Linked DNA regions of Homo sapiens: region 2 is linked to region 1. Evidence: read pairs that join two places in POLR2A ChIA-PET (ENCODE). Cell type or tissue: GM12878. All regions are shown on one strand. Links, peaks and the distances in the headings refer to the core of each region. The heading gives the core; the rest is flanking DNA. Region 1 overlaps KCNN3 (potassium calcium-activated channel subfamily N member 3). Region 2 overlaps KCNN3 (potassium calcium-activated channel subfamily N member 3).

Region 1 (16,863 bases), core at 7,609-11,608:
TGGTCTCCCTGAACTTCAGTGTCTGTGTTTGTAAAGTGGGCATTATGATGCTTGGCCCACGGGTGGCTGTAAGGGCATCACACAGGTGTAATTACGCAGGTGTCATGTTCTTAGCTCAATAAATGGCCTCTGTTTTTAATTGTCAAGATATGATGATGGACTTGACTTGATGGGTGGGGAGAGGCAAGACCTCCTTGCCTTTAAAGGAGTTGAAGACTTGGGAAGCAGTTGGAATGGTGAATTCTATCTTGGGCGTGTTGGCTTTGAGGGGCTGGGGAAAATCCTAGGATATTCAGAAGAAATCTAGGGACTTCTAATCATGTGGTTCACATAAATGACCCTTACTATAATATCTATCTCAGAGTCAACTTTTCAAGACACCAGCCTCCCTGCAGGCAACCCCAGTGTGGCATCAGGAGAGCGGGGTCTTGGGTCAGCATGGCCAGCCCAGCCTCTGGCTTTGCTTGTGTCATTGGTGACTCCCCGTGGTCCTCGGTGCCTTCCTCCGTGATGGCATTTCCCATTGGCTGGCTGGGCCTCTGCCCAGGGATCCAGCTGGGTGCCGGCCCAGCTCAGGCTCCAGAGAGGAAAGAGCCCTGGATCTGGGGCCAGTGACCTGATATTCACGCTGGCTCTGCCCCTTCCCTCTCGGTGTGGCCTGGAGAGATGTGCAGGCTCCCCGAGGGCAGGGGGGGGTAGTGAGGAGGGTTCCAGGAGATGAGGGATGTGAAAGCAGCAGCACGTGCCTGGCACACAGGGGCCCTGGTAGATGCTTGGCGGACAAGTGAGGGCAGGCAGGGGAGGGGGCAGACAGGATTCAGGGAGGCAGGCCTGGGAGGAGCCCAGGGCTCAGGGAGGGGGGTGAGGGGTCAGGCGGAGCCGGCTCAACTCCTGGCTCTGCCGCTTACTAGCAGGAAGACTCCGAGTCCGGTGCCTGCTTTGGTCACATCCATGTGTGGGTGGTGGTGATGGGAGGTTGGCCTTGGGGGCCGCTCTAATGCCTACCTCACAACATAGTGATAGGTCTAGATGGATACACAGCACCAGGGCCTGAGAGTGCTGAATAAACCTTCATTCCTCCTCTAGTAAGCACAGTAAATCCCTAGAGGGCAGTCCCCAAAGGCCTTGATTACCCCAACTGTGGAGTACAGCGAGAAGTGGAGCTTCTGGAGCCAGTGCTTTCTCTGCTCAATTTTGTGTATTCTTTCACTCGTTCATCTGAAATCTGACCCAGCCCCATGGAAACTGGCTGCAGACACCCAATGGCAGTAGGGTACCAAGGGGCAGGGGAGCAATCGGCTCCCGGTGCAGACAATGAGGGGTACACTGTCTGTAGAGGATATAGAAAAATAAATAAAGCCAACAAAAAGTCTGGTTTTTGTTATTGCTGTGTACCGGCACTTCTAAACAAGGTCAGTGATAAAACACTCCTCCTCCCGGGGGGCAGACGCTCCTGGCTCCCCCTCAGTATGCTGCTGCCTAATCGTCCTCCAGAAAGGAGCCTCGGGGGCTGTAAATATCAGGAAGGAACTCAGCAAGGCCTGGCAGAAGAAGCCAGCGATGATTTGGAGAATAAGCCCATTGATGATTGCAATAGCAGCATGGATTTGGGGCTCAGGAGACCAGGAAGGGGAGGGTGCCACACTGTGAAGTAAGGGTAAGGCAAGAGAGTGGAGGTAACTGCTGTGGGTTCTGGCTGGGAGAGGCATCGTCTAGGCCCTTTAGACGTGGTCAGGAAGAGGGTGTACTTCATCTCCCTTGGGCCTGGCAGGAAGCCAGCGCTGATGGGTTCCAGAAGGAAAGCCCCCCAGCCAGGGCAGCCGCTGCCAGCTGGTGTTGGCTGGTGTGGGTGCTGTGCCACCCCACTGTTTTGGACCGGCAGGCTGCTTGCCATCTTCCAAAGGGGACTGGCCTCTTGACAAGGGTAGGAAAGGAGCCAGGGCTGCCCTATGGGCTTGGGGGCTGGTAGGGCGTTGGGGAAGGCAGGATTCACATTTCTCTAGCCTGGACAACAAGCATGTGCGTGAGGATCAAAATGAGCACTTTTAGGGTTTTATTACTATTATTTACTAAACAAGTTTCCTTGCAGGGTTGTGGAAGGGGCCCATGCAGAAGGATCTGTCTAGAGGAGGAGGCTCCGCATGTGTACAAGGGAAGGACGTGTGCCCTTGGGACTGGCTGGGGCACGGCCCTAGGGAAGTGTGTGTGTGTGTTTGCGGGGGTGGTCTGGTCATGTGGCCCCTTCCCTGACTGAACCCCTTGCAGGGCCCCATGCCACACAGCAATGCTGCGTCCGTTGCAGAAGCAGACACCTTTGGCTCCTGCTGTGTGGGAAGCAGGTGTGCATTAGTCAAGGTGGCCTCAGTGGTCCTGGGTAGTGGGGCCCCCGCAGTGAGAAAAGCAGAGACCTCTTGGGCCCGGGGGTGTAGGAGTCACTCTCCCTGATCTGCTCCCAAATGCAGGTGCATCTGGTTCCATTTGGAGCCGGTGAGCTGGCTGATGGTGGCTGTCTGGGGCTCCTGGGGCTGAGCAGCCAGGCTAAGCTTAGCCCACAGGCACTTCCCAGAAACTGGTGGCACTGTCACAGTGTTGGCTGGATGCTGAGGAGTTGGCAGGATACAGTGCAGGAACAGCAAATAGGTTTTATCTGGGTGTCAAGTTGAAACAATTGGTACCAGCTTCCAGGAGGGCTGTGTTGGGAAGGATTCTGAGGTGTTGTCTGAGCTCAATGGGAAGAGTGCCCTGATTGATTCATGAGGTCTATCTTGGGCAGGGGAAATGGAAGAGTGGCAAGGGGTTTGCCATCCCTGGTGTAGTGGAAAAAATACAGAGAGCCTAGATTTGATCTTAGGTGAGTGGCCCCAGTTTTTTTTCTCTCTCTTTTTTTTGTTTTTTGAGACGGGGTCTGGCTGTGTTGCCTAGGCTGGAGGGCAGTGGCACAATTTCAGTTCACTGCAACCTCCACCTCCTGGGCTCAAGCCATCTTCCCACCTCAGCTTCCCAAGTAGCTGAGACTACAGGTGCCCGCCACCATGCCCAGCTAATTTTTGTGTTTTTAGTAGAGGCGGGGTTTCACTATGTTGGTCAGGCTGGTCTTGAACTCCTGACCTCAGGTGATCCACCCGCCTCAGCCTCCCAAAGTGCTGGGATTACAGGCATGAGCCACTGCAACTGGCCCCCTAGTTTCCTCATGTCTAAAATGAGGGTAAAAATGTGGCCCTTCCAACCCGATAGCCTTATTGTGGGCGCTGAGTAAGATAGCAGAGCGAAAGCCCTTTGTAAAATATAAAAAAGCGATACAAACCCAGAGTGGGGGTTTTGTTGTTACTGAGTCTCCCAGGAACCTGGAGTGACTTCCCAATAATAACGTCTGCCCCACTGGGGACTACTCCATGGTCTGAGTGCCTGAGAGGCCTGACAGGATGTGTGACCGGCGCGATGCCCGGCACCCAGGCCTTTGACACCAAGTGTCAACGAGGTGTTTGGTCATGTTTCCAACTCTAAGTCACTTCATTTCTGTCTGACTCTCTCCCTGGCTTAAGATTTAGAGACTGTTTTCATGTCTAATGAAAGAAGGACAGAAAATCTCTCTCTAGAACCTTGTCTCTTACTCTCCATTAAAGGTAGCAAAATTGCTTTATAAAGTCTAAAAGCCTGACAAGAACGCGTACTAATAATGCATGAATTATGCAAATCTGTGTAGTCACTTGATTTGCATAATGGAGGGGCTGGAGGAGGGTTGGGGAGGGGAAGGAGTGAGGGTGAGGGCGTCTGCCCAGATCTGTGTGTAACGGGGGACATTCATTTGCTCCCTTGGGTGGAGTCCCCTTCTGCAAGCCCCTGCTGGTCCCGAGGGTGTGTTCTTTGGCCTTCCCCTGCTGGCCTGGTGTCTGCCCTTTGTGGCCTGGCTGTGCAGCCCCCCCTCCTACTTTCGGGGCAGTCACCGAGGCAGGGGCACCGCACCCTGTGCTGGACTCTTGTGTAGAACTGGCTTCATTAAATCTCACAGCCGCCCCTCCATGTCCAGACAGCCTTCCCTGAAAGTCCCCTGGGTCATTATTTCTCCAAACGTCTGTCTTGCTGAGGCATTGGACTTCGTTAAGTGCCGTCTGGAATTGTAACTATTGCCAAGTGCCTTTTTCTTGGGTTCTGTGGGAAGCAAGGGTGAGAAGGAGTCTCCGGGAGAGAACTCCCCACCTACCCCGCCTGGTTTCTCTCTCAGCGTTTCTCACTGTTGCTTTAAAAGGTTTCAGCCTCTGCTGTAAGGGGCCTCTTGCTTTTCTCTCCCAGCCTCCCTGCATACTCGCTAACCTTGGGACTTCAGATTTGATGAGGGGCCGGGCGCAGTGGCTCACACTTGTAATCCCTGCACTTTGGGAGGCCGAGGTGGGAGACTTGCTTGAGGCCAGGACAACATAGCCAGACCCCATCTCTATTAAAAAAAATATTTGATGAGGGCTGAGGCTGGGACTGAGGATACTTGAGGCTTGAGCTCAGTGGGTGCTGCCTGGAAGCCCGGGGATGTGGGCTCTCAAGCTGAAGGGACGCTGGGAACCAGCTGTGGAGAGCCAGGCAGCTGGCTTTTTTGTCTAGAACCTGGATGGGGCAGCTTCTTGTTCTGGGGAGGGGAACTGTTCTGCAGGGTGGATGGATGCAGGGAGCCAGCCCTGGTTGGGAGGTGGGAGGGGCAGGGACCATATCTAGCTCCTGGAGAGGCCAAGCAGACCGTCAAGGCTACAAACAGGCTGGGGTTCAGCTTATTTCAACATACTTCTTCAGCATCTATGTCTATGGGCTGGGCTTGTGCTAGGCCCTAGGTGTCAGAGATATGAAGGCACTCATAGCTGTCATTTATTGAGCTCCTATTATAAGTGTCAGGTCCTTCGCTAAGCCACTTATTTACACGTGTCATCTCATGTAATGTGTATGACAACTTTATGAGGTCACTACTCTTACTGCCCCATTTTATAGATGAGTAAGTTGAGGCTTGGTCACATGGCGAGGAAGTGGCAAAGTGGGGCTCTAAGTGAGGTCTTCGGACTCCAAAGCCCCTTCTGCAGACCGTGATGCTTTGCTGCCTCTGTTGAGTCAAACCGGACTCTTCCCTTGAGGCCCTGATGGTAACAGCAGTGTAAACAGATGGTGAGCACAGTGTAGTGTAATATATGCAAGGGGAGAGGTTGGAACCAGGCACAGAAGTAGCACTGAGCATTTAATTATGTCAGGGAGGGCCGGGGAAAGCTCACAGAGGAGGTGGTGGCGGGGGGGGGGTCCCTGAATGAGCCACAGGAGGGAAACCAGATTCTGTCTGGCACTTAGGGAAGCAGCCAGTGGAGGCTGCAGGTCAGTGGGCTGGGGTGAGGGGTAGGGGCTTTAAATCCCAGTTGCTTATAGCCCCCTTCTGCCCCACTTTTGGGGTGCGACCAGGTGATGTGAAGCTCAGGAGGTCATGGCTGGGACACTCAGGAAGGTCAAGTGTGGGGTGCTGCCCCAGGGCCCCTCTCCTCGGCCTGTATGTTCAATAGGTGCACTGGCCTCCCTGTCTTGGCCAGACAGCTCTGAGAGCCAGGGCTCTGTGGGTGCCTGAACTGTGTGTGGACCCTGCCTGGGATGAGGCCACAGCTGCTCCCACACCCGCACCTGCTCACACCCAAGAAGGGGGCCGCCATGATCACTGTGGAGGCCAGGGTGGGAGAACCCTCTGGACCATAGGGTCCCACCCCATTGCAGGGCAAAGAGGGGATCTGAGGCCCAGTGACTGGAAGTGATTTGCTGCAAGTCACACAGGCAGCAAGAAGTGGGTCAATCCCCCAAGGTTCTGGTTTGGAGCACTCCCGGGGGTCTCCCCTCACCCCTTACCCTGGGCTCGCCCTCTCCAGGCTGTGTGCCATCCTCACCACCTCTGTCGTGCCCTCGCTCACCCACGTGGCTACACTCTCGCGTGCGTTTCCTTCACACCTGGCCATCCTCTTAGGCCAGGCCAAGGCTTTGCTCTGGAGAGAACTTAAATGGCATTGTCAGATGAGGAAGGAGCAGAACCTGCCGATCCCATGACCTCCCAATAGGCCATCTGCACACACTCAGCCCGCTCTCCCCAGCCCTGCACAGCCCCTTCGGCTCGCACATCTCATCCTTACTCCTGCTAGCAAGCAAAGATGTCTGCAGGTGCTCTCATTCGGGGATGGGGATGTAGTAGGGAGACAATACCTGGTAGATAGAGCTGAACAACTTTCTGCAGAAAGTTTGGAGTGAGGGGGGCTCTGTGATGGAATAACAGGCATGAACCAGAAGCCTAATTCTATTGCTTAGAAGCTGTGTGGCTTTAGGCAAGCGACTTAACCTCTCTGAGTTTCAATCTCCTTATTAATAAAACAGGTACGAACAGTGCCTTGCTCAGTGGTCCCCTAACTTGGCTTCATTTTGGAATCCCCTGGGGATCTTTAAAAAAATGCTGATGCCTGGCTCCCAGCTTCTGACCTGATGTCACTGCCCTGAGGTGCAACCTGGGTGTGGGGATTTTAAAAAGCTCCCTGGGTGATACTAATGTGCCGCAAAGTTTGGGAACCACTGTCCCAGGGTTTGTTGGGGATTAAAGGAAGAATGCAGACACGTGGAGAGCGCTTACTAAATGGAGGTGATTATTTCAGTGTTCATCTCCCTGCCTCTCACTCCATTTAATGTGGAGTCTGTGGGACTGAGGTTTTTATTTTTATACCACAGTGGGTTTGCCAGAGTGCTGACCTAAGGGGGCTGTCAGCGGCCCATCTTTACCCGGAAAAGACCCTCCCTTGCGCCCTCACCATCTCTGCAGCCCTAGGGCAGGCCTCAGTCTTTCTGACAGGCCCCAGGGTCCTGATTAGGTCGGGGCCTGACCCCGCAGGGGCAGGCCTGCCCCTGGTCTCCACCTGGTGGCTTTGGGAATGGAAATGCTGGTTCCCACAAAGGCTTCTGGGAGACAGAAGCCTAAGATGGCAGGGTGCGGTGCACACACTCAGTCTGGATTCGGTGGCCTGACCTGGGGGATCCGGGGAGGGCGTTGGTGGGGGCAGAGGCGTGGGAGGGGCTGCTTCTTTGGAGCTCTCCACTCTGCTCCCTGGTACTGTCTGAGGCCCTGCAAACCTGAGCAGAGGCTGTGAGGGAAGACACATTTCTCCAGATTCCTCAGCTGTCCTGACAGGAAGTTGTGCATCACTGGGCTGACAGGAAGGAAATGGCTCTGCTGTTTGGAAAGAAATAGAGAATTCTGACTGGGGCTGAGGGAAAAGGTGTCTGCTTGGAGAAGCCGTTTTGTCCCGATATGAGGACTCTTTGTCTCTGCAGGCAGTTGCTCCCTGTTTATTTTCCTTTGAATGACAAGGATTGGCTTCAGTTAATGAGGAGCGGTGAGAGGAAAGTGAGAAGCGGCTTGTGAGATTTTGGGACACGGAAGCCTTCGCAGGAAACCTGGCCCTCTGCTTGTAATAAGCATCTTTCTTTCCCAGCTCCCTGCTTCGGGGACTGTGAGGTGACAAAGGATTTTGTGATCTCACACGCCGCTTTTTCTCCATCCACCAACCATACCTTTGCAAATGCTTTGATTTCTATTTCTTTTTACCACCCCAAAAACACAGTGGATCTTTTAATAGCACAAGGCCTTTTGAATCTCTAACCAATCAGTCTCCAAATCCTATCCAAAGTGCACTTAGAATAGACACTTTTAATAAAATATATTGCTTTTAAGCCAGTGTAAACCTGTGAAATTTGTACATTTCTTTTAGAGCATCTCTACAAATTTTACATTATTGAAATCACCACCCAGTGACCTTTTAGGAAATACTAGATAAATTGCAAGAGACAAATAGACAAACCAAATGGAGTAAGTACAATTTCCAGTGCCTTTCCTGCTAGGTTCCCAGTCTGAGTCTTAGAAATCCCTGACTCCCTGTGCCCCTCCCCCCAGCTCTGTGACCTAGCCCCTGCTCTGCAGGCCTCTCTGCCCACCCTGCCCCTGGCAAGGAGCTAGCAGCTGGGGTGTCATCTGAGAGCCATTTGCAGCTCTGAGAAGCAGCTCTGGTATGTGGCTCCTGGCACCTTGTCCCGTCTGTGTTTGTCTCTGCGCTCCATCATTCAAAACACTTCCACCAGTGGCCAGTGGCCAGGGCCCCCAGAAGGGCTCTTGGGGGTGGCTGAGGACTGCTTTAGAAAGGCTCAGATGCTCTGTGGCCGAGTCTGCCCCAGGCGAGGTCCTCAGCCTTGTCGAGTGAGAGCTGAGCGGGGGTCTGAGTCCAGCAACCCTCACTCACTGTGGAGCACTCTCTGTGCCTGGGCCAAACCTTCGTCAGCCAGGTGTGGATTATCCACTTTGTGGATTGCCTGTAGTGTCTTTTCCAAACCCAGGTCACGTTCGTCCCTGCTGCTGTCTCACTGCATGGGGACCTTTCCTCCCTATCAGCTGGTGGTGCTTAGGGGATGTAAATCAGGTGTCGTATCTTGTTTGTATTTTGTACAGGGAAAACAGAATTTGGAAGACAGATGGTCTCTAAAATCACATTACCAGAGCCTCCAAAGGGTCTCCTGGAGGCTCAGTGCTCCTTTGGGCTATGGGATCTGTTCCCCTTCTGGTGTAGGTACGCAGAGCCTTGGAGCAGTGATGGGGGTGGAGGGAGCACAACTGCGCCCTGCTTCCTGAGGTCTGCAGATCGCAGGTCACTCGATGGTGGTGGGCACGTGGTTATGCACTCATTTCATGGATAAGTGAACTCAGTCACCATCTCAGCTGCTTTGCCATCGCTACACAGCGACCTGTGTCAGCACCACAACTGGGGGTGTTACTTGGGTCCCCTGTATCTCAGTTGCTGTTTTTCCCATGGAGTGACCCGACTGCCCTCCAACATGGGGAGGGAGGGAGAGCAGAAGGCAGATCAGCGGTTAGAGATGTCCTGAGTGGCACTGGCCCTTCTGTAGGTAAAGTAGCTTCGGGAGAAACAAGGTACTGTCAAAGCTGCCCAGGCTTCATTCACTCCTTAATTTGATAATTAATTCCACAAACATTAATGGAGTTTTTCTCACATTCCAGGCACTGTGCAAGGTGCTGGGGGTGGGGGAGAAACAGAAAGATGACAAAGACTTGGTTCCCACACTCAAAGAGCTCACAGCCTGGTAAGCAGATGCTCAACGCACTTAGAATTGTCTCCCGAAGAGGCCTGAAGGGACAGGGTGGAGGAAGCGCAGAGGCGGAGGCAGCTCTGGAGGGTAGGGTGGTGGGAGTGGCGAGAACGGAGCCGGTCCTGAAGGTTGACTGGGAACGGGAAAGGCTAAGGCAGGGAGGTTGTTCCCGGCCCAGCAAGCACATGGAAAGGTTGAGGGAAACGAAAGCTTAGTGCATTTTGAAGGAGTGTGAGCAACTCGGTATGGCTAGAATTTATGGTGTGAGTATGAGATATGGGGCTGTAGAGGCAGGCAGGGGTCAGATCATGCCTTGCTTAGGGGGTCTGCCTTCATCCCAGAGGCTGTGGGGAGCCGCAGAAGGGATTTAAGGAGTGGGATGGCACGATTTGTGTCTTAAATTACTTGCTATGGAATCTACATGGTATAGCAGAAGGAGCCCGGGAGTAGGGGAAGGAGCTAGGCTCTAGCTCTAAATTCTAGATCTGGATCTAGCAGCTGGGTGACTTTGGCCAAGTCGAGGCCTCAGGGTCCTGACCTGTAAGATGCAAAGACTCTAAGGTCTGTCTTAGCCCTGACGTTCTCCACACCCGTGGCCGCCTTCCTGTTTGGCCCCCACACTCTCTGTTCTGTACTTGTCCATCCACCTCTGGCCGCCTGACCCCTGTCAGCTGGCTGTCCCACCGTGGTCAGCAGCTGGTGGCAGCTGGAGGGAGAGGGGTGAGTCCTCCAGGAAGCATGTGCACTCCTGCCCTCGTAATTCAGGCCTGCCTGGCTTCTCCTCTTCCAGCCCTGCGAGAGCGCCTTCCTCCCCGCTGACCTCAGCACACCTGGCTCCCCACGGCACACAGCCCTGGCTGGGCCCAGCTGTGTCTCTTCAGTGAGACAGTTCACCCCCTTGGGCCAAAATCCCCACCCACCTGGCCCCCACGTGACAAGAGGCAGCTGCTTCGGGGTTGCCACCTGGTAGCCCGTGACATCTGTGAGATGTCTGTGCATTTGGCTGGTGTGAGCTTTTTCCTTTGCTCTGACCCAAGCTTTGATAGCTCAGTGTGTCATCACCGGCAGTGGATGCCTGGGAGCCCCAGACTGGCTCTTCCTGCCCAGGGACCCCCAGACCCACTTCTGCAGGACGCCTTGAAACAGCTGTGGGTGGAAAGCCAGGTTTTCCCCCATAAGCATCACTCGTTCTGCTGCCTTCCTAGCTTCTGTGCTCTCGGGCCCAGAGCTCCTCCAGGGTGAGGAACCAGGAGGAGGAGTTGGCTGGGTTGGCTGTTTTCCTAGGTCTTTGATCACAGCTGTTACATGTAGATAGGCTGGGCGCGGTGGCTCATGCCTGTAATCCCAGCACATTGGGAGGCCGAGGCGGGTGGATTACGAGCTCAGGAGATCGAGACCATCCTGGCCAACATGGTCAAACTCTGTTTCTACTAAAATGCAAAAAAAAGAAAAACACAAAAAATGAAAAACAAACAAACAAACAAAAAACTAGCCGGGCATGGTGGTGGCGTGCGCCTGTAATCCCAGCTATTCAGGAGGCTGAGGCAGGGGAATTGCTTGAATCTGGGAGGCAGAGATTGCAGTGAGCTGAGATTGTGCCACTGCACTCCAGCCCAGCAACAGAGCAAGACTCTGTCTCAAAAAAAAAAAAAGGCTTAAACAATGGGTTCTAAGCAAATAAGTATCTGTTTAGTCAGTGGAACGAGGAAACAAAAGTTGATGGAGTTCTCCCCACAATTGGAAGTGTTGTTCCCCACCTAGATGATGGGGCCTGCAGGGAAGTGATTTTGCACGATTCTCCTCTTCTTGGGAACAGGCCATAGGGTAGCATCCCTTCATTCATTCATCAAGTATTTATTGAGTGCCTACTGTGTGCCAAGTCCTCTGTGAGGTGATGGAGCAGAGAGACAGAAAGGACCCCGACTGTGCCATGAAGCAGCCCTGAGCCTGGAGGGGCCACTCAGAGGGAGCCCAGGGGCGGCGGCTCTCGGGCTCCAGCCGAGTTTCCTTCAGACCTAGCCCCTTTAGCTGACAATCTTAAAGCCTGGTCCCGGAAAACAGGAATAGTGCGAGAGGGATGAAATGTGGGTGAGGAGAGTGAGACAAGGGTGGAGGTAAGAAAGAGGGATGGAAGAAAAGACGCAGCAAACTTTCCCGTGAGAGAAACGCTCCAGACAGCACCCCAGTTCCCAGCTGAGACTCCCAGCCACAGTCAGCAAGAACCCACAGGAGGGGAGGCCCACGTCCCTGCTCAGCTCTGCCCTGGCAAGTGGGGTCGGAGATGGGGCATTCCCTGCTTGGGGTCTCAGTCTCTCCATCTGTAAAACGAGGCTTTGGACTAGGGGAGCTCAGAGATCTGTTTAGAACTAATATTCTGTAACCGGTGCAGGGCAAAATAGACGGGGGGCAGGAGCCCAAATTAAGGCCAGTCGAGTATCAGGTGGGGTGTTCCTCTGGCTCCTCCTATTACAACAGCAAGAGGGACCCAGGGGTACTGTGGGAGTCCTACCATCTCCTCACTTGTACGAGGTACCTTCTGGCTGCTCTTCCGGCTGCTCAACACTCAAAGAAGGAAGGTGCTGGGTGTCCTTGTTTGCATATTTTTCTGGCACGGACACATTCTTCTTGGAGTTTCTTGACATTAGGGCCACTTGAAATGCTCAAGGTAAGGGCTGCTCTGCCTGGCAGACATGCGTCAGGTGCCTTTGGCTCCTCCCTGGCAAGTCTGCCTCCAGACGCCCTCAGATCCTGTCCCCATGCCTGGCCATGGGGCTATCTGACCACTGATGCCAGAGGGTCACACTCATCAGTCTATACAGAAGACTTGGAAATGTTTTGGCAACCCTGTGTTAGAAGAGTGGGGTTTCCTAACTGTATGGCTTTGGGTAATTGCTTAAATCCTCCCAGCCTTAGTTTTTCCATCTGTGGGTTAGGAGTGGTCCTCTCTACCTCCCAGCATCAAATAGGAAACTGTGCAAGAAAATGCTTTGTAAACAGGAAAGCCCTAAACTGACATCCAGGACACAGTGACTCAGTAGCAAATATATTCTGATATTCAGCCTTTTCCATGGTTACAGCCTCCTCTGTGCCAAGAAATTCAAGTCACCAAGGGTTAAAGCAAGCAAGGCACATGGCCGTGATTGTCCATAATTGATGAAATAAACCTTAAAGGAGTGACATATAATTAATTGCAATTAATCCAGGCACTGTGACACCACCTTGCTAAAAATACTGTCTACTAACAATTGCTTTGATCCAGCAGAATGATGTCTGCCCATGAGCCTGGCAAAGTGTCTGCTAATGGAGTGCACATAGTGGGTGTGGAAGCTGGCAGGTGTGGGGGCAGAGGGCGGGAAGGGGGCCCCAATTCTCTCAGACCCTTTGGCAGCAAATACTACATATATAGGGTGATCATATGATTCATTGTCTAAACTGGGACACTTTTGAGATTATTATATTAATGATTACCATTCATAGTAATAATTATGCCAGATAACAGGCATACACTGGACTCTCCTGGGTAAACCCGAATGTATCGCCACCCTCTGCATAGGCTGTTTTAAGCCCGTGGGAACCCTCGACTGGGAGAGTATTTTCACGTTCATTATCTGCTCTTCCTCACAACAACCCTGGAAGGAAGAAAGGATTTTTTAGTCTCATTGAATAGATGTTAAAGATGGTGATGGTGTCAAACGGTCCAGCTCTAGTCTTTGGCCTGGCTTCCTCGGTGGCTGACCCCATGCAGGTAGAGGACAGCTGGTCAGGACCGGGAGTTCTGGGGATGTGGAAACAAGTGCAGCTCAGGGGGAAAGAAGTAGCAAATCTGGCTTCAGTGGAGCAGGAACAAGCGACCTCCTCCGTGAAGAGCTCAGGGTGTAGGTCTCAGCCGGGACTGTGCTGCGGTCCTTACCAATCCTGGGCTTGGAATCAGAAGCTGTGTGTTTCAAGTCTGGCTCCCACAGTTCAGCTGTGTGATCTTGGCAAATTGTATAATCATTCCGTGCCTCAGTTTCTCATTTGTCAAGTGGGGACAGTTCCTTCCTGTGAGGATTAAGTGAGAGTTTATATGAAGATGGATGGGTAGACTCAGAGCCTGTCATATAACAGGTACTCAGTAAGTCCTTGTAGAGTTTGAATCTGTGGAGAGTTCCTAGAGGCAACACCTGTAGGGGAACCATGGAGATCCTTCTGCCTTGAAATGGCTCTAACTTGAATCAATTAGTGTGGAATGAGCTCCCGCCTTGAGATGGGGCTGCCTCATGTTCTTGGAGAAAGAAATGGAGGAAATAACCACATGGAGGAATTGGGAGGTTCCCTGACCCCCCCTAGACCATGGATAGTCTACTTGGGAGACTCTACTGCATGCCCCGTGATAGGCAGGACCAGCACCCAAGGAGTCTTTGCATCTTGCAGTTTCCTTGAAGCCCTGTACAGGCTGGTGGCCCACGTTGGTGTGTGGCTTCCAGCCTTCCTCCAGGCTCTCAGATGAACATGCTTGGACATGGGCAGGCAGTGGGGCTCGTGTCGTGCCCCATTGCTGGAATTCATGGCACCTCAAAGTAAAAGGTAGGCAGGTTGGCAGCAGTCTGGTGCCAGAGAGCTAGTGAGAGAGAGAAAGAATTATACAAGTGCCATGTTTGGTCTATTAATAGCCTGTGTTTGGTCTCCACCACTTCTATCAACATCGTCCATCACATCCAAACAATTGAAAAACCTGTGCCAAATGTTAGGAAACTCACGGCTGTGCTGTTTCTGAAAAACAGCATTTCTACTTCTTATGCCGCACTGAGATGCCAATAGTTCCATGCCAACTGGTTTTTATTTTTCCAGACCATTTCCCTTTATTTATGTTTAAGCTTTTGTATTGTTAAGCCAAAAGAAGATAGAGAACCTGGAGTAGGTAATTATTGTTTCTCCTGATTTGTCCTTGAATGAGGCATGGAGGAAATGTTCACTCCCCAAACCTGAATTGAGTAGCTGCAGAGGGGTGGAGAGAGGACTAAGACAGGGGCCTGTCCCTTTCAGACAGTGTTCAAGCTGGTGGATGGGCAGAGTGAGGATGTGGCAGAACACCAGCCCCACCCTTGGAAGGCTTAGGGCATTATCAGCCCTTTCTGTTACTGGTGTGTGGCCTTGGGTAGGCCAGAGTCCCTCTCTGGGCCTTAATTTGCTTGCCTATAGAATCGGGGAGTCAGACTTGATGGCTTAGAAGGCCTCTTCCAGCTAAGTCGAGTGTTGGGTGGAGGACTCACTGTCTCACGTTTGTTGGCAAGGCCGTGGGTGTGGAAATGGAAGGAAGGTGATGCTGCCCTCAGAATGCTGGCAACTCCGGGAAGCCTGGAAGCATGGCTGGGAAACACGGACGAGGCTGTTCTTTATCTGGGAAACTCCAGAACAGCCTCCAGAGATGTCTGTGGAGCCTGCAGGCGGTTGTTTTTCTCACCATATGTGATTTCTGGGTGTCTTAAAAATTTTCATTTGGCCCAAACATTGCCGGGGTTGGGGGATGATTTTGCCCAGTGTGGGGATGGAAATGGGTTTGCCTCTGAGCATCAGGTGGGTAGTAGTGGTTTTCTCCATTTTGGAATTCTCTGACGAAGTTGGAAGGTTCAGCTGGGGCCCTAGTGTTGCAGCAGCTTCTGGTGCAGACAGAGGCAAGGGCTGGAGGGAGGAAAGGGGGAAGGCCAATTGGAGGGGTGATAAGGCTGAGAGACCCAGGGTGGGGAGTTGTCTGTAGGCCTTGCTTTGTGTCTTTAAAACCCACATACCTCTCTGTGGCTATCAGGTGATGAAAATCAACATTATTTCAAGTTATAGCCATCTGAAATGAATGTAGCCAGTTCCCTGTAATTAGCTGACCACAGCTCCTGCAGAGAATCTGGGAATCTGTTGTGCGTCTTGTCAGCGATGGCTGGGGCAGGATGGGGAAAGGGAAGCCCAGGCCTGGGACAAGCCCAGCTAGGCTGGTTTGGTTCTAGTCAGCAACCCAGTCTAACAGGGAGCCCACAGCTTTCTGTAGAGCAAAGTGATTTCCTGCTGTTTTATTCATTTGGGAGCCAGATAGGTTTTACTAAGAGAAAGCAAAACTACTTCAAAGCAAGCCATCCAGAAAGCACAATTATTTGTTTCAAATATTCTAGAACATTTAAGAAAATGGGGGTTCCTGCAATCTGGATGAAATATGGGGGCCAGATCCTTGGCAGGTGGAGCAGTAAATATTTGCTAGGTGAACCCCTCATGGTGATGGCAAATTGACCAGCGTTCTGGGAGGCGCTAGGAGGGTGAATAAAGGTTAAGTGTTTCACTGTAACTCTGTACACCCTGGATGCCAGGACAGATCTGGGGGCTGGGACTAGGAACCTTCAGTATGCTATACAGTTCTCCTGAGATAAAGGTATGGTGTCAGGACCTTCAGAACCTGATGCATAGTGGCAGGTACGCATTCATCAAAGCCAGAGGAGGCTGTAGGGACTTCTTGACACCACAAGAGTAATGTAATTGCTAACTGGCCAAGAGCACTCACATTCCACAAGCAGAGGAGGCTAAAAGCTCATCAGGAGCCCATTTTTTTATTGGAGAAGGAAACAGTGACTAAGTGACAGTCTTGGAGGTGACTTCCAGGATAGGGATACAGGCTTTTGGAGAACAGATGAATTCAGGGACCGGTTGTTATATTTCCGTTAGTATGAAAAGCAGGGTGGGCCGGGCTGCCTGCCCCTGTAAGCATAGGCCGGGAGCCCCAACACCTGGGTTCTAAAGTTTTCTCCAAGCCAGGATGCTGTATGATGGGGGCAAGGCAGCCTCAGTGTCATCGTGGAGAATGAGGGTTGGGGAACTAGCTGATCTCCTGGTGTTCTGTACGTTAATGAGTGTGTGTCCCAGGGAGAGGCTCACTTGTCAAAGTCATTGACATAGACACCGGGATGCTAAAGTCAGAGCAGGTCTTCACAGAGGCATTTGTTTCACTGGGACCAAGCACTGCAGGCAGATCTTTGAAAAAGAGCCATCCAAAATAGAGTCTCTCCAGGGCTACATTGAGAGGAAGTGAGTTTCCAACCCCTGGAGAAAATCAAGCAGAGACTGGATGGCCATGTGCCAGAAATCTTAGGAGACTCATGGGGCACTGAACTAGATGGCTTCTAAGCTCCATTGCTTGTGTGTATGACTGTCTGTTTCACAGTGTCTCAGAGCTGTGAGGGCAACCCCAGCCTCCTGGCTTCTTTCTTTGTGCCCCAGAACAGCAATTCTCATTTCTGGCCCGCACATTAGATTCACTGAGATCTTTTTTTAAAAGTTAGTGCAGAGACCTCACTTGCAGAGATTCCAATTTAATTGCTCTGGGGTGGTGCCAAGCCCCTCAGTTCTACAAGGACCCGGGCTATTGGTGCTTGATGGGCTTCCATCCCACCTCCATCCTCCCTGTAGGGGTGGGGAGTTACAAACCCTTCTGCTCCCATTCTGCCTTTGTATGGAGCCCAAAGGTTTAAGTCTGTATTTACCGTTCCATATTCATTTACCCAAGAAACACTTGTTAAGTGCTTGCTTTGTGTCTGCAAGAATCCTAGGTGGGCCAGCTTTTGGCTACCTTAGGAGCAGCAAGGACCAAACTGCCTTTAAAAAGGCCTCATCCTGTATGTTTCCACCTCCCGCACAGTGCCTGGCACATGGCAAACATGTAATAAAAAGTTTGATTGAATCGCATGGAATCTTTGCCAATAT
Region 2 (4,000 bases), core at 1-4,000, 53 kb after region 1:
ACACGCAGTTCTAAGCTCCTGGTTCATCAGGAACTTGCATCCTGATCTCCGCTGTACCCCACGGGTCTTGGCATTGTACCTGGCACGCTGAGGCCAGATCCGCAGTGACCTCTCACCAGCAGCAGTCGCTGTGGTGATGGTGGCTGCCGCATGCCCTGGCCCTGGCCCTGGCCCTGGCCCTGGTCCCTCCCTCCCAAATGGAGGGAATGGTGGAGCAGGTTTCCTTTCTCAACCGTGGGGAGGGCCACCACTTCCCACAGGGAGCCTAGGCCTCTGCCCTCAGTGGGGGAGCGGAGTGGGCCACTGACTAACGCGGCTTTCAGTGCCTACGATAGGAATTCACATGGAGAGGTGGCCTTGAAATAAGTGCCTTGTTTAATCTTCATGCCCTGGAAGTATTTTTCACAAGGTGGCTTAGTTAGAGGGGCTGTGGATCTGGTAATGAGGCTGGCCTTGGAGGGGGAGACTTGTGAGAGGAGCTCAGCTATGAACACTTCTAGCAGGGCTGTATTCATAAAATCCTGGGGGCTCCCAGGGGATTTGAAGCTCTACACAGAAAATTACAGGGCAGGAAAGGACCTGGGCAATTATTTTTCCTCCAAGAATGGCCATGCTTAAAACATCACCATTAGGCGCCACAAGTGGCTTTCTCCATGACAGCTCTTTTAAAAAATACTTTATTGGGTTTTTTTAAATTACAAAAGCAATATAGGCTTCTTTTAACACAGAGGTGTGTTCTCATTATCAAAAGGAAAAAAATCAATAGGTTCCCTGATTCCCATCTCCCTGCGTCCCCAGTAGTACCAGTGTTAACAATTTAGTGTTTAGCCAGAGGTGATTAATGCACCTTTTGTGTGTGCTTATACAAAAATGTACCAACATGCATACACATATATGGGCATTTTTGTTTTTATGTGTTGGTGTTTGCTTTTTTAAAAAAGAGGAATCACACTATACCCATTATGCTGTAAGTTTCTCTTTTTACTTAGCAATATATCATGAACATTTTCTAAGTCAATACATATAGATCCACTTCATTTTTAAAAACAGCTACATAATGTTCCCCAGTATGAGTACCATAATATATTCAGCTGTTTCCCTATTGATGTGTATTCAGGTTGTTTCCAGGGTTTTTTAAAAAATTATAATAAGCAGTTCTTTTAAAATATTCTTTGATTTCTTTTTCTATCTTGTGCATATGTTACAAAAGACTCTTTTGCCTTAGGAGGATTATAAAAATGGTGAACAATTAAAATATTTCTTTACAGTCACATTGATATAGTTTTGACACCTTAAACCCTTTATGTATTCATTTGGGTGGCCCTGGGCGCTGTGCCTGGCACTGTGGAGGACAGTGACCAAGGAGATGTCTGTCCTCAAGGACCCCTGCTTTAGTGAGGGTGCTGACAAGCAGGTGGACAGGAATGCGGCTCAGATGGACGATCAAGAAGGAGGTTTCGGCCAGAATGGAAACTTAATAGATGAGAGTGTGGCCTCTTGGTTTAAATCCTGTCTCCACCACTTAGTTGCTATGAGGTCTGGGGGATGTTCACTTTTCTTATGGGGCTATTGTGAGACTCAAAGAGTTGATGTAAAGAAAAGTGCTTAGGAGGCCAGGTGTGGTGGCTCATGCCTGTAATCCCAGCACTTTGGAAGGCCGAGGATGGCTGATCATATGAGGCTAGGAGTTTGAGACCAGCCTGGCCAACATCGCAAAACCCCACCTCTACTAAAAATACAAAAATTAGCCGGGTGTGGTGGTGCACAGCTACTCGTGGTAGCTGGGTACTAATCCCAGCTACTCGGGAGGCTGAGGCAGGATAATTGCTTGAACCCAGGAGGCAGAGGTTGTAGTGAGCCATAATCGTGCCACTGTACTCTAGCCTGGAAGACAGAGTGAGACTCTTGTCTCAAAAAAAAAAAAAAAAAAAAAAAAAAAGAAAAAGAAAAGTGCTTAGGCCCCAGCCAACAAGTTGGACTCACCAAATGGCTTGTTGCTGTTTGAAGTGCTGCCCCCGCCACTGGGAGATCAGGAAAAGCTCCCCCTGAAGGGGTGACAGTGCAGCTGGCCCTTGGGAAGGAGGTGAAGGGCCTTTTAGTCAGTTGGGGAAAAAACAAACACTCCCTGCCCACCACCACCACCTGGTCCTGACCTCAGTTCTTCAGCTCCCTAGGCTGTTCAAAGATCCAAAAACCTATTTATTTTTAGTTGCTAAAAATATCCCCTAAGCCAGGGTTAAAGAATTTCTCCCTTAGTGGTAAACAGGTGACTTAGAACCAATCAGGGCCCAGCAGCCCCAGTGATGATGCTGTTCCTCCCCTACCCCCAAACATTCAGCAGGATCCTTTCATGTGTCAAAAGGAAAGAAACTTATCAGAAACTTCCTGTTGAGAAAACGATACCTCTTACCCCAGACTTAGCAGATGCACAGAAACCTTTGACTCCTGGATCTGCCAAGGCACACAAAGAACCAGAAACACCTATTGGCCTGGCCTGGGATAGGCAAACACTGGGGCTCAGCCCAACAAGCCTTCCTAGCACAGCCTGGGGGCAGCACACACAGTAGTCAAGAGAGCTGCCTGCCCTGGCTGTAGAGCCTAGGTCTGCCCCTTATTAACTGTATGACCTGTAGTAAATTATTTAGCCTCTCCGAGCCTCAGTTTCCCTGTCTGTAAAATAGAAATAAGAATACCTGTCTCAAAATCCTGTTAAGGACTAAATGAGATGGTGCCTGTAAGGCACACAGCACAGGACCTGGTGCACAGTGAGGCTGCAATACATGGCCCCTGCTGTTACCATTGTTAATGGAGACCGCCGCCCTGCTCCCTCCGCCCCCTGAAACGGGGGCTAGCACTCCCCAACTGTCTGGCCATCCTTCTCCAGCTGCCATTTGGGGATTGGCTCTGTGACAAGCAGGGGGCACAGGGCCTGGGGAATACTGGAGGAAGGCACCCAGCCCCACCTGGGAGTCAGAAGGGACCAGCTTAGGCCTGTGGAAGGGTGGGACGCTGGATCTGGAGGTCTCTGGTGAAGAAGCTGAGAAGAGGGAGTGCTTGTACAGAAGATGGAAGGGCGCAAGCTTAGGGGTTACTGGTAACTTGGTTTAGCTGGGATGAGACACCGGGTGTGGCAGGTGATGGGGATAGAGGGGCCAGCTGGTGCCAGGTGGGAAAAGGCCCTTTTGGCCAAGTGCAGCTAGGAGGGTGGACACTCTGGGTTGCCACGGAAAGGTTCTAGAAGGGGAGGTGACATGATTTGGTTTGTATTTTAGAACATTTGCTCTGGCAGCAATGTAAAGATGGCTGGGGTGGAGCACATGATGAGACCAAGGTGTGGCCACAGCAACCCAAGGATTGGCCGGGGTCACTTGGCCTTACTGCTTCAAATATAATTGGTTACAAACTCCCACCCCACACAGGAGGGGACCCGGTGTCTTTCCACTGGTCTCTGGGGGCTTGGAAACTTCCATTTCTCTCTTGACAGCTCATCTGATGCCAAACTCTTTCTGCTGAATTCTCCACCTCCATCCTGTACTTAGTAACCGCTTTAGGCACCCTTCCTGTTCCTGTTGCTCCTCGAGGGACCCATGACCAAGGCCTCTAGGTTAGCTGACATTTCCATGGATCTGGAGCAAGGGGAAGGGGTGAGGTGGTGGTGGCACAACAGATAAGACAGCGCTGAACGCCACATGCTCCTGATCTTACAGTCTCAGCACTGTCCCTGTCTCATGGGTGGTCAAGTCCTCAGTGGGCTCCGGCCTCCCCCTCTCATGGGACTGGCCCAAGGTGCTGCTTAGCCAGCTCCCCTCTCCTTCCAGTCCCACAGCTCACAATCCCCCATCTCCAGTGTTCCTGTTCATTTCTAGGGCACATATATTAAGCCCTGTGTTGGTCTCCTCTGACCCCACCCCAAGCCTGTCCAGAGGAATCTTCTTCATTAGCAAACATGCTGGGGTGCATAAGTGGGCTCCTAAACTAAGATGGTCTCTTCCTCGCTAGG

The links. Peaks named below come from ENCODE experiments on the same cell type or tissue, not always from the same donor. Only the 100,000 strongest peaks of a DNase experiment are listed, where the experiment ranks them.
Region 2: POLR2A ChIA-PET joins it to region 1 with 5 read pairs; 5 of 35 experiments call an interaction of 5 or more read pairs at or near these places.

The regions. Positions count from the first base shown.
Region 1 is chr1:154,831,038-154,847,900 of GRCh38, reverse strand. The region is part of intron 1 of KCNN3 (potassium calcium-activated channel subfamily N member 3); the gene reads left to right. Among named protein-coding and RNA genes, the nearest start is that of KCNN3, 31 kb to the left of the region's middle. RefSeq lists enhancers at 2,057-2,116, 2,437-2,496, 7,074-7,368, 7,023-7,524. In GM12878, for the core only: no CTCF peak of the experiment used is centred there; a DNase peak (open chromatin) is centred at 10,030.
Region 2 is chr1:154,783,512-154,787,511 of GRCh38, reverse strand. All of the region lies in intron 2 of KCNN3 (potassium calcium-activated channel subfamily N member 3), which reads left to right. Among named protein-coding and RNA genes, the nearest start is that of KCNN3, 85 kb to the left of the region's middle. In GM12878, for the core only: no CTCF peak of the experiment used is centred there; a DNase peak (open chromatin) is centred at 2,351; H3K4me3 peaks cover 300 bases; H3K27ac peaks cover 2,468 bases.